Regions from separate parts of the Homo sapiens genome. Here region 2 is linked to region 1. Evidence: chromatin loops called from intact Hi-C (ENCODE). Cell type or tissue: PC-3. All regions are shown on one strand. Links, peaks and the distances in the headings refer to the core of each region. The heading gives the core; the rest is flanking DNA.

The links. Peaks named below come from ENCODE experiments on the same cell type or tissue, not always from the same donor. Only the 100,000 strongest peaks of a DNase experiment are listed, where the experiment ranks them.
Region 2: a loop joins it to region 1, with 20 times the contacts of the local background. A loop is called at or near these places in 1 of 110 quality-filtered maps.

The regions. Positions count from the first base shown.
Region 1 is chr4:137,644,703-137,650,594 of GRCh38, reverse strand. LOC101927414 (a long non-coding RNA gene) reads left to right here. Exons shown (of 4, transcript NR_187911.1): 3 at 2,136-2,230; 4 at 5,102-5,330. Among named protein-coding and RNA genes, the nearest start is that of LINC02172, 100 kb to the right of the region's middle. In PC-3, for the core only: no CTCF peak of the experiment used is centred there; a DNase peak (open chromatin) is centred at 2,324; H3K4me3 peaks cover 478 bases; H3K27ac peaks cover 3,653 bases.
Region 2 is chr4:137,990,959-137,996,850 of GRCh38, reverse strand. No RefSeq gene overlaps it. Among named protein-coding and RNA genes, the nearest start is that of SLC7A11-AS1, 95 kb to the left of the region's middle. In PC-3, for the core only: CTCF peaks have their summits at 3,144 and 3,346 (motif pointing right); a DNase peak (open chromatin) is centred at 3,410; H3K27ac peaks cover 1,905 bases.

The DNA of each region.
Region 1 (5,892 bases), core at 437-5,436:
TTACTTTAGGGGACACTCTTGGTGTACATTCTATGGGTTTGGCCAAATGTATAGTGATATGTACCCATCAATATAGTATCATACATAATATTTTCATTGCTCTGAAAATCGTCTGTATTGTATCTATTCAACCCATCCCCCACTCCACCTCATCAACCACTGATCATTTTAGTGTTCCCATCATTTTGCCATTTCCAGAATGTCATTTAGTTGGAATTATATAGTATACAGTGAATGAATAAACTGTAGGACATTGTGGTTGTTTATTCATTCATTGAATGAATCATGTTTGTTTATTCATTCATTGAATGAATAAACTGTAGGACATTGTGGTTTTTTCCAACTTTTGGCAATTATAAATAAAACTGCTTCAAACATCTGTGTGCAGATTGTAGGACATTATGGTTGTTTATTCATTCATTGAATTAATTGTGGTTGTTTATTCATTCATTGAATGAATAAACTGCAGGACATTGTGGTTGTTCCCAACTTTTGGCAATTATAAATAAAACTGCTTCAAACATCCATGTGCAGATTTTTGTGTGGACATGTTTTCAATTCCTTTAGGTAAATACCAAGGAGTACAATTGCTGGATCATATAGTGAGATTATGTTTAGTTTTATAAAAAGCCACCAAACTGCCTTTCAAAGTTGCCGTTATCATTTTGCATTTCCGCCAGTAATGAATGGGAGTTCCTATTGCTCCACATCCTTGCTAGCATTTGGTGTTGTCAGTGTTTTGGATTTCAGCCATTCTAATAGTTATTTTAATTTACATTTCCCTGATGACATATAATGTGGATAATTATTTAAATGCCTATTTCCCATCTTCTTTGATGAGGTGTCTGTAAAGATCTTCGGTCCATTTCTTATTCTGGCTATTTATTTTTTTAATTGTTGAATTTTTAGAATTTTTGCAAATTTTGGATAACAGTTCTTTAACAAATATGTCTTTTGCAAATATTTCCTCCCAGTCTTTGGGTTGTTTTTTGTTGTTGTTGTTGTTGTTGTTGTTCTCTTGACATTGTTTTTTGCAGAACAGAAATTACATTACATTAATTTTTCAAGAACAAGTATTAGTTAAGAGATACTAAAATGTGGTTAACTCTTAATAATAATTCCAATACATGGATAAATTTCCCTTGTATGTTCTTTTAAATACCCTTTTCAGTAAGTGATATGTAATAGAAAGTAATGAAAAGCATCATAAACATAAAACTCCCCTGAATCTGTCACTGCAAACTCTTTTTTTTTTTTTTTTTTTTTTTTGAGACGGAGTCTCGCTCTGTCGCCCAGGCCGGACTGCGGACTGCAGTGGCGCATTCTCGGCTCACTGCAAGCTCCGCTTCCCAGGTTCACGCCCTTCTCCTGCCTCAGCCTCCCGAGTAGCTGGGACTACAGGCGCCCGCCACCGCGCCCGGCTACTTTTTTGTATTTTTAGTAGAGACGGGGTTTCACCTTGTTAGCCAGGATGGTCTCGATCTCCTGACCTCATGATCCACTCACCTCGGCCTCCCAAAGTGCTGGGATTACAGGCGTGAGCCACCGCGCCCGGCCCACTGCAAACTCTTAACATTTTGTTCACAGAAGTTTTGATGTAAAAACTTTCAGGTTTTCTCATAAATTGTACTTTAGACATGATGGATAAGATGTCTCTATTAAATTGGCTGATCCCTATTCAAGGCCTAGAATTTATTGTTTGACCAAACGCATAAACACATACAGCGATATGAACTTTGTGTTTCTGTGCTGTATTTAAGCCTGCTTAGACATCAAAGATTCTCATTATACTGTTGTGAACTGAACTACAGAGCTAAAGAATAGCCTTTTGTTGGGAGAAATGGAGCTTAAAAGAAACAGCTAAGTGGTTATGCTTTGCACTGTGAGACACCAGATTTCATATTCAGTACCATGAGATGGTCTTTGAAAAGCCTTCATTTCGTGTGCCTGTTGCAGTGAGATAGCTTGTCTCACACAGGCTAGGAAAGTCCTAGGAAGTTGTGAGACTGTTAATATACATACCCATACCTCTCAGTCCGTGAGAGTAGAGAAATTAAGTCCAATTGGAAATGTATATTGAATATTTATTCATGTAAATGACTTGAGGGTAAAGTTTTGAATCATTGTTTTTACAGCATTGGTTACATGAAAACCGTGTGACAACCTTGGAAGTCTGAAAGAGCAGGAGAGAGGCTAAGCACACACATATTGTGATTTTAAGAGTCTCAAGGTATGCTTCTCTATCTCTTTATACAACTTCAAAAAGTTCTTATATTTACTTGTAAATTCTCTATATACCACATTAAGTGATGCATTATTACTCATAAATCTGTAAACTACACCAAGATAAAGAATAACCGAAAAATAAAATAAGCTAATATGTGCTCAGCACTAAACTGCCTTGTTTGACAAAGGAATACCTAAGACTACTATGTTTATTTTAGTCATGAACAACTCACCTACAATGGTAATTCTGTCCAAAGTGAAGGGATGTGAGAAGTAAGTTGCAACAAGAATTCTAAATTGAGCTACTTTAACTTTTTAAACACATCCCAGAATTTGCTTAACTACGTTTTCCTTTCCAAAGCATTCCTGCAGATGCCAAAGGCATAAATAAGCTATAATAGAGTTGGAGATTCTATAAGTGTATCATGAAATCAGGAAGAGTGTCAATGTGGATTCAAACCTTCAAGTGTTAAAAACTTGGAATTGTATGATTTCACTTATTACTATCAAATCTAATAAAGTAACAGCTGTCATCTAATTAATTATCTAATTAATTAAAATGACATTAATTCAATTATTGTTATATTTCAGTCATGACCAGTTATGCATCAGTCAGGAAAATGGAAACCATGCTAGGTAATTTGAACAGAAAAAGGTTTAATGCAAAAATTTGGGGGCTTAGAAAAATCACTAAAAGTCTTAAGGAAGTGAAAGTTGGGGTGTGAGTGGGATGTCACAAGGTTTCAGTTTGGATGCCTCACTTTAGTCCTGAGAGTCAGAAATGTGTTGCTTCCACCCCAACTTAGAATACTGTAGGAAACAGGTGCCAGTGACAAAGCTGACCAGTAACCTCAAAACTGGGTGTTGCAGAGGAGAAGTGGAGTTCATCTGGCTGTAATAAAACTTCAAATCTGCCAAAGCCCATATGCCCAGTGATCTCTACAGCTAGATCAGATGCCATCAGGTGGCAGCACGGTTGGCATGTTTGTGCTTGGTATAAGAAATTTACCAACTAAAGCAATTACTCTTAGAAATATCCTTGAAGAAAATTCACTAAAGCATTATCTATGTCATCTATGTTTTAAGAGTAAATATTTTGGTCAATAATGTAGGAGCAAAGTATCTCATCTATGTTGTAAGAGTAAATATTTTGGTCTATAATGTATGTTATTTTAATTGGATCGAAAACTCTTAAAAGAGCTTTTTATTACTATATAACAAATTACCACAAACTTAATAGCTTAAAACACCTCATGTGGTATCTCACAGTTTTCATGAGTCAGGAGTCTGGGCACAGCTGAACTGGGTCCTCCACTCAGGATCTCACAGACTGCAATAAAGGTGTCAGCCATCATTGAGGGCTAATGTGAAGACTTGACTGGGGAAGAATCCACTTCTAAGCTTATTTGATTGTTGGTAGAATTAATTTTCTTGCCGATGTAGAACTCATGGGAGCTTGTGTCTTTTTTTTTTCACTTTAATTTTTGGAGCTTGCGTTTTTAAGACTTCTCTGAACTCAGAGAAAGCCTAAACTTGCTTTTAAATGACTCACCTGATTATACATCAGACCCAACCCAGATTAAGGTTCTTAATTACATTATTTAACCTTTACTGTATAAAGTAACAATCATGGGAATTATATCCCTTGATTCTGCCCATGATTCATATTCTTAGATTCTACTCACACTTAAGGAGAAGAGATTATAAAAGGGCATGGGTCATTGTGGATCCTTTTAGAATTCTGCCTACTGTAACTGTTAAAAGAGAGATTTTACTTTACTGGGGTTTTCTGTCTCACACTGAAGGACACACCCTTTCTAGGGTTTTCTTCCCCCCATTGGCTTTATTAAATCATTAGGATAATAAATTTCTGAATGGGAGATTATAAGAAATATTACTTTTCTCCAAAGCGGAGTGATAATTTAGATTGGTATAATTTAATTCCAGAATTTCAGATTACATTATTCCAGAACTAGAAGTTGCTGTAAAATGCACCTTGCTATTTTCCATTATTAAAAAAAAAAGAAACTGAGAACCAGAATATGGATTGTACATTGTCATAGCAAAAATGTGGACATCTCCTTGGGTAAAACTGGGAAGTATTTACTTATTATAAAAATAAGGAAAAAATTCAAGTGGTTACAAAAATTAAATGGCCTTGGATTTTAGACTCACTGCTTTAGGATACATAAAGTTATCACTTGACTGCTCTGTCCTGATGAAGACTTCGGAATATAGGTTGACTATTCCTTATCGGATATGTTGGGACAATAATTATTTTCAATTTTGGAATTTTTGGATTTTGGAATATTTGCATATATATAATGGGATATCTTGGGGATGAGGCCCAAGTTTAAATACAAAACTCACTTATGTCTCATATATATATTATGTAAATAGTGAGGATATAATTTTATACAATATTTTAAATAATTTTGAGCATGAGACAATGTTTTGAGCATGAAACAAAGATATTTGTTAAAACAAATAATTTTAATAAAATTGTACTGATTTTGAGCATGTGTATATTGAATCATCATAAGACAAAGGTATCACTATCTCAGCCCCCCATGGGGACAATCTGTGATTCTTTAGCATCACCATCATTCCTGACTCTGAATTTATATGTTACTCATAAGCAGTCATTTTTGTACACTTACACACACATAAGTAAGTACTTAACAGTAAAATATATGATATACCATTAATACAGTGAAAAAATAATGTGTTCAGAGTAAGTAAGCAGCACAGTCATATCACCAGATGCCTATATCAGCTGTTAAACAACAGCAGCAACAAACAACAGCAGGATTTCAACCTCCACCTATGATCCTGTGTTTTGATTAAAAGGTTAGTGTACACTGTATGTTTTCAGGTGAGAAGAAACATCAGAAGCAGTTGAGAGACCAGGACGTGGGTCCTCAAAGGATGAACAGAAGTTCTTTTGGATAACATTTTAAAATGTTTCCTCCAGAGTTATCTGCCTCATTAACAATGGTTTGAGTCTCAAGAGTCTCTCTTCGATTTTACAAACATGATTTGTTGCTCTGCTATAAATGCATGCTGCTCTAGTCCTTCAATAAACCCACAACATGTTTTCACCATTTTGCCTGTAGACACTTTTTCTGCAGTGTTAACAACGTCACCATTATCATCACTATTATCACAATCACCTTGATTCAAAGCCATTTCACCATCAGTCAATGAATGAATAACTGGAACCTCATGCCTCATGATCCGTGTTAGAAACTTGAATACACACTTCTTTCAGCTTACTAATAGACTCTAAAGCAGGGGTGTCCAATCTTTTGGCTTCCCTGGACCACATTGGAAGACCAATTGTCTTGGGCCACGCATAATATACACTAACAATAATGATAGCTGATGAGCTAAAAAAAATTGCAGAAAAACTCATAATGTTTTAAGAAAGTTTATAAATTTGTGTTGGGCTGCATTCAAAGCCATCCTGGGCCTGTGGGCTGCAGATTGCACAAGCATGCTCTACAGGTGTATTTTTTATACATATAAGGAGGTCAGACATCATTTTTTTTTCTCACTTACCATACAAAATCCTTCAAAGTCATGACCTTGTTTATCGTTATCACTGAACATAGTCACAAGCCAGAGATTGTGCCAGGCATGCACAACTGTCTTTATTCACTCTGT
Region 2 (5,892 bases), core at 487-5,486, 350 kb before region 1:
AGAGTGCCTATTTCTTACTTTTATGCCCTTGACTACAGCACTAAAGCATCACCTTTCTGAAAAAGACTCAAACATGATAAGATAATTTTTAGAAAGCATCTAGGAAAATAATAAAACCACCTTTAAATTTTTGTTTAAATGTCTGTAAAGCATTCTTCCCCAAAGGAATGATGAAGAAACAAAAGAACCACTCATTCACTGCAGTTTTGTTTTTGCCTCTCTGTCTCTTTTCTGCAAGTGGATTTATCAGAAAGAATGCAATGAACATGAATTATGAAGTAAAATCTTTCCATGGGAAATTCTCACAGACATGTAAATTAATGGAAAAAAAATCTCTCAATTTCAAAACGCTAAACTCTGAATATTTTAAGGAAATGAAATTAGTTCTACTGCCTAAAATTGTTTCCTAAAAATAATACATTATATTGAAACACTGATGATTGGTATCATAAAATCTATTTTAACAATGCATCGTAGGGACTTTTTATTTATGTATAAACCAGATTGCTTCACAATATTATTATCTGTCAGATTTTTATTTTGAGAATGGTATCTGTCTCTGAGTTTGGGCTGTATAAATCAATTATACTTGTGATCTTGAAGTAAACACAGCCCACATTAATCTTTTGGTTACTTGTTTTGTTCCTAACACCTATGCAAGAGCCTTTATACATCATATGCATTTGTTTATTGCTGTCTTCAACTTTTTGATTCCTATAAGAAAAATTTCATCTCTATATCAGGATTATGAGTGTTTTTGGTTCATGGACTGTACTGTATGCTTCTTTAAGAGTTTCTAAAGTTCATATTATAGAGTTATGTACCCATTATAAATGTTTGTGGATGAGTTCAATGTTCATCCTATTGTGTAGCTTATGCTAAATTGTCTGATTATAGAAGTTCTATGAACATAAGAATAGTTATTTGAAACAAGCTTTAAAAACATAGAGGTTTGGTCTTGAAAAAGACCTTTCCAGGGCCGGGCCTGGTAGCTCACGCCTGTAATCCCAGCACTTTGGGAGGCCGAGGCGGGTGGATCACCTGAGGTCAGGAGTTTGAGATCAGCCTGGCCAACCTGGCAAAACCTCATCTCTACTAAAAATACAAAAATTAGCTGGGCGTGGTGGTGTGTGCCTGTAGTACCAGCTACTTGGGAGTCTGAAGCATGAGAATAGCTTGAACCCGGGAGGCAGAGGTGACAGTGAGCCAACATTGCACCACTGTACTCCAGCCTGGGGGAAAGAGTGAGACTCTGTCTCCAAAAAATAAAAAAGAAAAAAAAAAAGAAAGAGAACTTTTCTATTTTACCTCTAAGCACCAGCCTGTTAACAAATATTGAAATGCATATTATATAGCCAACTTTGTTTTAAGCAGTTTTAATGCAAAGATAATATACAAATGGATCCAAATTATTTTATGTTATAAATTGAAAAATATGGTAGACACTTTTAGGCATTTTAGGTTCCTCAAATTTAAATATTTGCACTGGTTAGGAAGACCCCTCATGGACTAAGGAGTTGAGAGTCAAGGCTTCACTGCCCACCAAATTGAAGCTGTGAAAGTTAGATAGTTTTTCCTTCTTCCAATTGCTGGGGAGAAGGGACACAACTTGCTGAGACTTACATCTTGAGGATTGAAAGCAAATACACAGGGAGGTTAAAACATTATTTATGGCATTGAGAACTTGAGGCACTGTGGCAGTGGAGACAGAGCATCCTAGTCAGACTTCTAGAACCAGCCTGGTCTACTTTGCTAGTCTCCCTTGGATTCTGCTCATACCACAAGCATGCTTCTTTTTAAGCTTCATTGATTCTCTGAATTCTTTTCAGCTGAAGTTATCTAGTGTTGGTACAGTTGCTAATGAAATTGCCTTTGCAAAGATTAAGAGGGAGAGAAATCTAACATGGCTGACCCCATCTTGCATCTAACTTCAAAGGCTGGCTGTCTTTGCTCATTTCTGGGCATCAGCCAGGCTGATCTACCATGGGTAGAATTTGATTTGTAGTTTAACTTTGAAGTAAGGATGATAATAGCCCCTCCCTAAAACTGATTCCCTCTCCATCTTTGTAAGACTAATGAAAGGCCACGGGATTAGGATTATGAGCAAGACCTCAATTCTGCTAAAATGTAGGCATAGTTTCTATAATCCCTTACTGCTCAGGAGTCATGTGGCCAGAGGTCACAAGATTTGTCCCTTCTCCAATTGCTGTTATAGATAACATCACTGTTGTAAAACTTAAAATTTGTCTTTGAGATAGTTTTTAGACTGATCCCACCTGGATTTGTGATTCATGACTCAACTGGTACTGTGGCCCCCACCCAGAAGTGGACTCAGTGGATGAGAACCGTTTTCCACACCCTTATAATTGCTTCCCCAACCAATCACAGCAGCACCCATTTCCTAGTTCCCTGCCCAACAAACTGTTCTTTAAAAACCCTAACCTCCAAGCCTTTGGGGAGACTGATTTGAGTGGTAACTCCATCTCCTGTGTTACTGGCCTCCCATAAAGTTAAACTCTTTCTTTACTTCAATGCCATGGTCTCTGCGAATTGATTTTGTCTGTGCAGTGGGAAAGAAGAACCGAGGCAATTACACTTAAAGTCAGAAACCATAACTGATGTATAGGTAAAAACCAAAATGTACCCAAAAATTTAGGAAGTTAAATGATAGTCATATAGCAATATCTATAAGCAAAATAAAGGGTGACTTTGGGTTTTTGTTTTCCTAGAAGATCCATGGAAGAGAAATACATATGTTGAAACTTGATGGATGAGTAAAACTTAAAAAGGCAGGGGTGAGAAGGGTGGGAATTCCAGGTCACATAAGCAACATTGCCAATGTCATGGAATCAGGAATGCATTATAAAGGGGAAATGCCCATTTTTGGAGAATTAATTTTCAGTATTTCTTTTGAATCTCACTATATTCCTTACATATATTACTCTTGTTAATTTATCTAACATCCCCAAATAGTATTCGTTGCCAAAGGCTGGTGATAAATAATGTTTGTGGTTTATAAATGTTTACACAATCAAATGTCAACAGATTCCTGAATAAATATGCATATGAATGATACATACACACATGTTCATATATTAACACTGTCTTATTGAATTTTTTGTACCCTATTTTTTGGGTCATTTCTTTTAATAGGTCTTCAGTTGCTGCCTGGTGTTGTTGCCATGGTTGATGGCTATTCCATGGTGAGCAGGTCTATGCCAACATAACCCCAAAGGCCAAAGGAGCTAAGAGGCTGAAGAAAGAGGCTGACAAATCCAGTTTCTCAGAAAGAAACATTTAATAGGGAGTTATGGAATGGAGCCATGCCTGGGGCAGCCACAAGATGGTACTTCCCGCATGGTTATGCCAGACCAAGGGCTTATATAAAATAGGCAAAGGGTATGCATGCTTCAGAAGAGATATGTAAGACAATTGAAGTCATTTTATCCCCTTCAGGGATATGTGTCACAGACTATGTGTGTCATAGACTACAATTTGCTCAAGAGCAGGATTTATGGCAAGTATGTGTTTATCATAAGATTAAGGTGGTTTTGACCTAAGGGTAGAATTTACCAGTAAGTAGGTGCTGTTATTAGTAAAGTAGAAATCTTAGAGATATTTCTGGAACTGGGGTCAAACAGTAGTCAACATGGCAGATTAGCATAAAAGATAGTGTTGCTTTAGCCTCCACAGTGACCATGGGAGAAGGCAGGTGACACTGGTACTTAAGAAATATTTTGAGTCAACCAGCTCTTGAAACCCTCACAGATGGCTAGATCAAGAATGTATTTCATTAGTGAATTGAGGTAGTGCTTAGGAAGGTTAAATAAAGTGTAAATTTAAGTATATTTGGTTGGAACAAGTTACAGAAATTAAGGTTTCAATTGCCATATTTATATGTATTAATAAAAAGGTGCTTTTATCTTTTCTTTCTCCTAGTTGATTATTCTACATTTACTTCTCAATTTTATTTAAAAACTCAGCATAAAAATAAAAATAAATGTCAATGAAGCCATTTTAGTCTATGAATAAGAATTAAAGGTTAAAATGTGGTTGAAACTGGATTAAAATAAACAAATGGTTTTGTTTAAAAATTCAGTTAACCAAATTTTTATTTAGTTTTTAAAAATATTCTAGTTACTGCTTTAGGATAGATCAATTGCCTGCATCTGAGAGAAAAGGACATTTTTATGTTCCATTCTAGGAGAGAGAGTAGGCTTCATATAGGAATATAAATTGGAACTTGCCTGCTGTATTTAAGGTCAATATTTTTTTCACTGTTTAATTGTAGGAAATTCTCAAGCATATGTAACTACAAAAATGCTGCCTCAAGAAAATACCTCTTAGAGATTAGTATTTCTCCATTTAAAATTAGGAAGTAAATTACTTTTTATTGGAGTCATTAGACATCTTTTACAACTGTTTTCTTTAGGAAGGGGGAATTTAAATACTAAAAAAAGAATACTTTGTCTCTTGAATGCAGAACTGCCTCTGAACTCACATTTAATATATTGTCTATGCAAAACCACTATTTAATAATATCCTTTAATATATCACATTGTTTTAATGATAGCAGCTCTTTTATGGCAAGTTGCTATAAAGGGAATTACAGTAGTCTAACGCTCAAAAACTCTTGGCATATATCACTGGTTCTTGTGTTTACCAGTTGTGTGACCTTTTAAAAGTACAATAATCACATCTAATGTATCTATGTCATAGAAACCTTGCAGGATTACTTATAATAATGAATATAAAATCCTAGGTGAACTGTGAAGTGCTACAAATAAAAGCAATTATTTCTTAAGTTTTAAAAAGCATGCACAGTAGAAAACGACAGAACACGTATCATTTAACAGTTTCTACTCTTTATAATCGCTGACACTGGAAATCCTATAAGTTCATAGTGTAGAAAGACAAGGTTATATGTTTGCCTTATGTACAACAAGATAGTTCCTTCATCCAACAATATTTGTCATAGATTTTTCAGAGAAAGAAATAACTAAACAAGGATTTGCAAAACAGGTGGGTTAACTGTCAGTCCAGATGTATGCCCTGACCCTGGACAAAGTCAGCCTTGAGGAGGTGATTGTTTTTGCATTTGTATCTATTTCTAAATTTCACATCATTGTCTGACATATTAGAAGTACCCAAAGCACTTTCTATAGATTAGGAATGAAGTATTAAAATTATCTGTTTTTGTTATATTGTCCATGATATAAAATTGTTTATAATACAATTTGGAGATCTCTTAATATCAGGCTTACTATTTGAGTGGGGATAAAGAAATTGATCTGATAACATTTTGTTCTACTACAGATCAATAAACGTAATGTCTCTCTGTACTTTGACACATTTAAACTGTCAAATTTTTTTTTTTTTTTTTTTTGAGACAGGGTTTCACTCCACTTGCTCAGGCTGGAGTGCAATGGCGTGATCTTGGCTCACTGCAACCTCTGCCTCCTGGGTTTAAGAGGTTTTCTTGTCTCAGCTTCTCAAGTAGCTAGGACTATAGGTGCACATCACCATGATAGGCTAATTTTTTTTTTTTTTTTTTTTTTTTTGTAGAGGTAGGGTTTCTCCACGTTGCCCAGTCTGTTCTTCAACTCCTGGGCCCAAGCAATCTGCCTGCTTCGGCCTCCCAAAGTGCTGGGATTACAGGCATGAGCCATTGTGCCAGGCCTAAGATATCAAATTATAATATTTTAATTACAAGCATTGTTATTTAGTTATGTAAGATTATCAAAATATGGTGACAGATATTCCTCTGGGAGCAAAACAGTCACTACAGTTCATTATTGATTATATAATGATTATTATTTCACCAAACTGATACAACAGTGGCTTCTGATTTGTTACATTGTGTATCTTGAATTATACTGAACATTTGTCCTA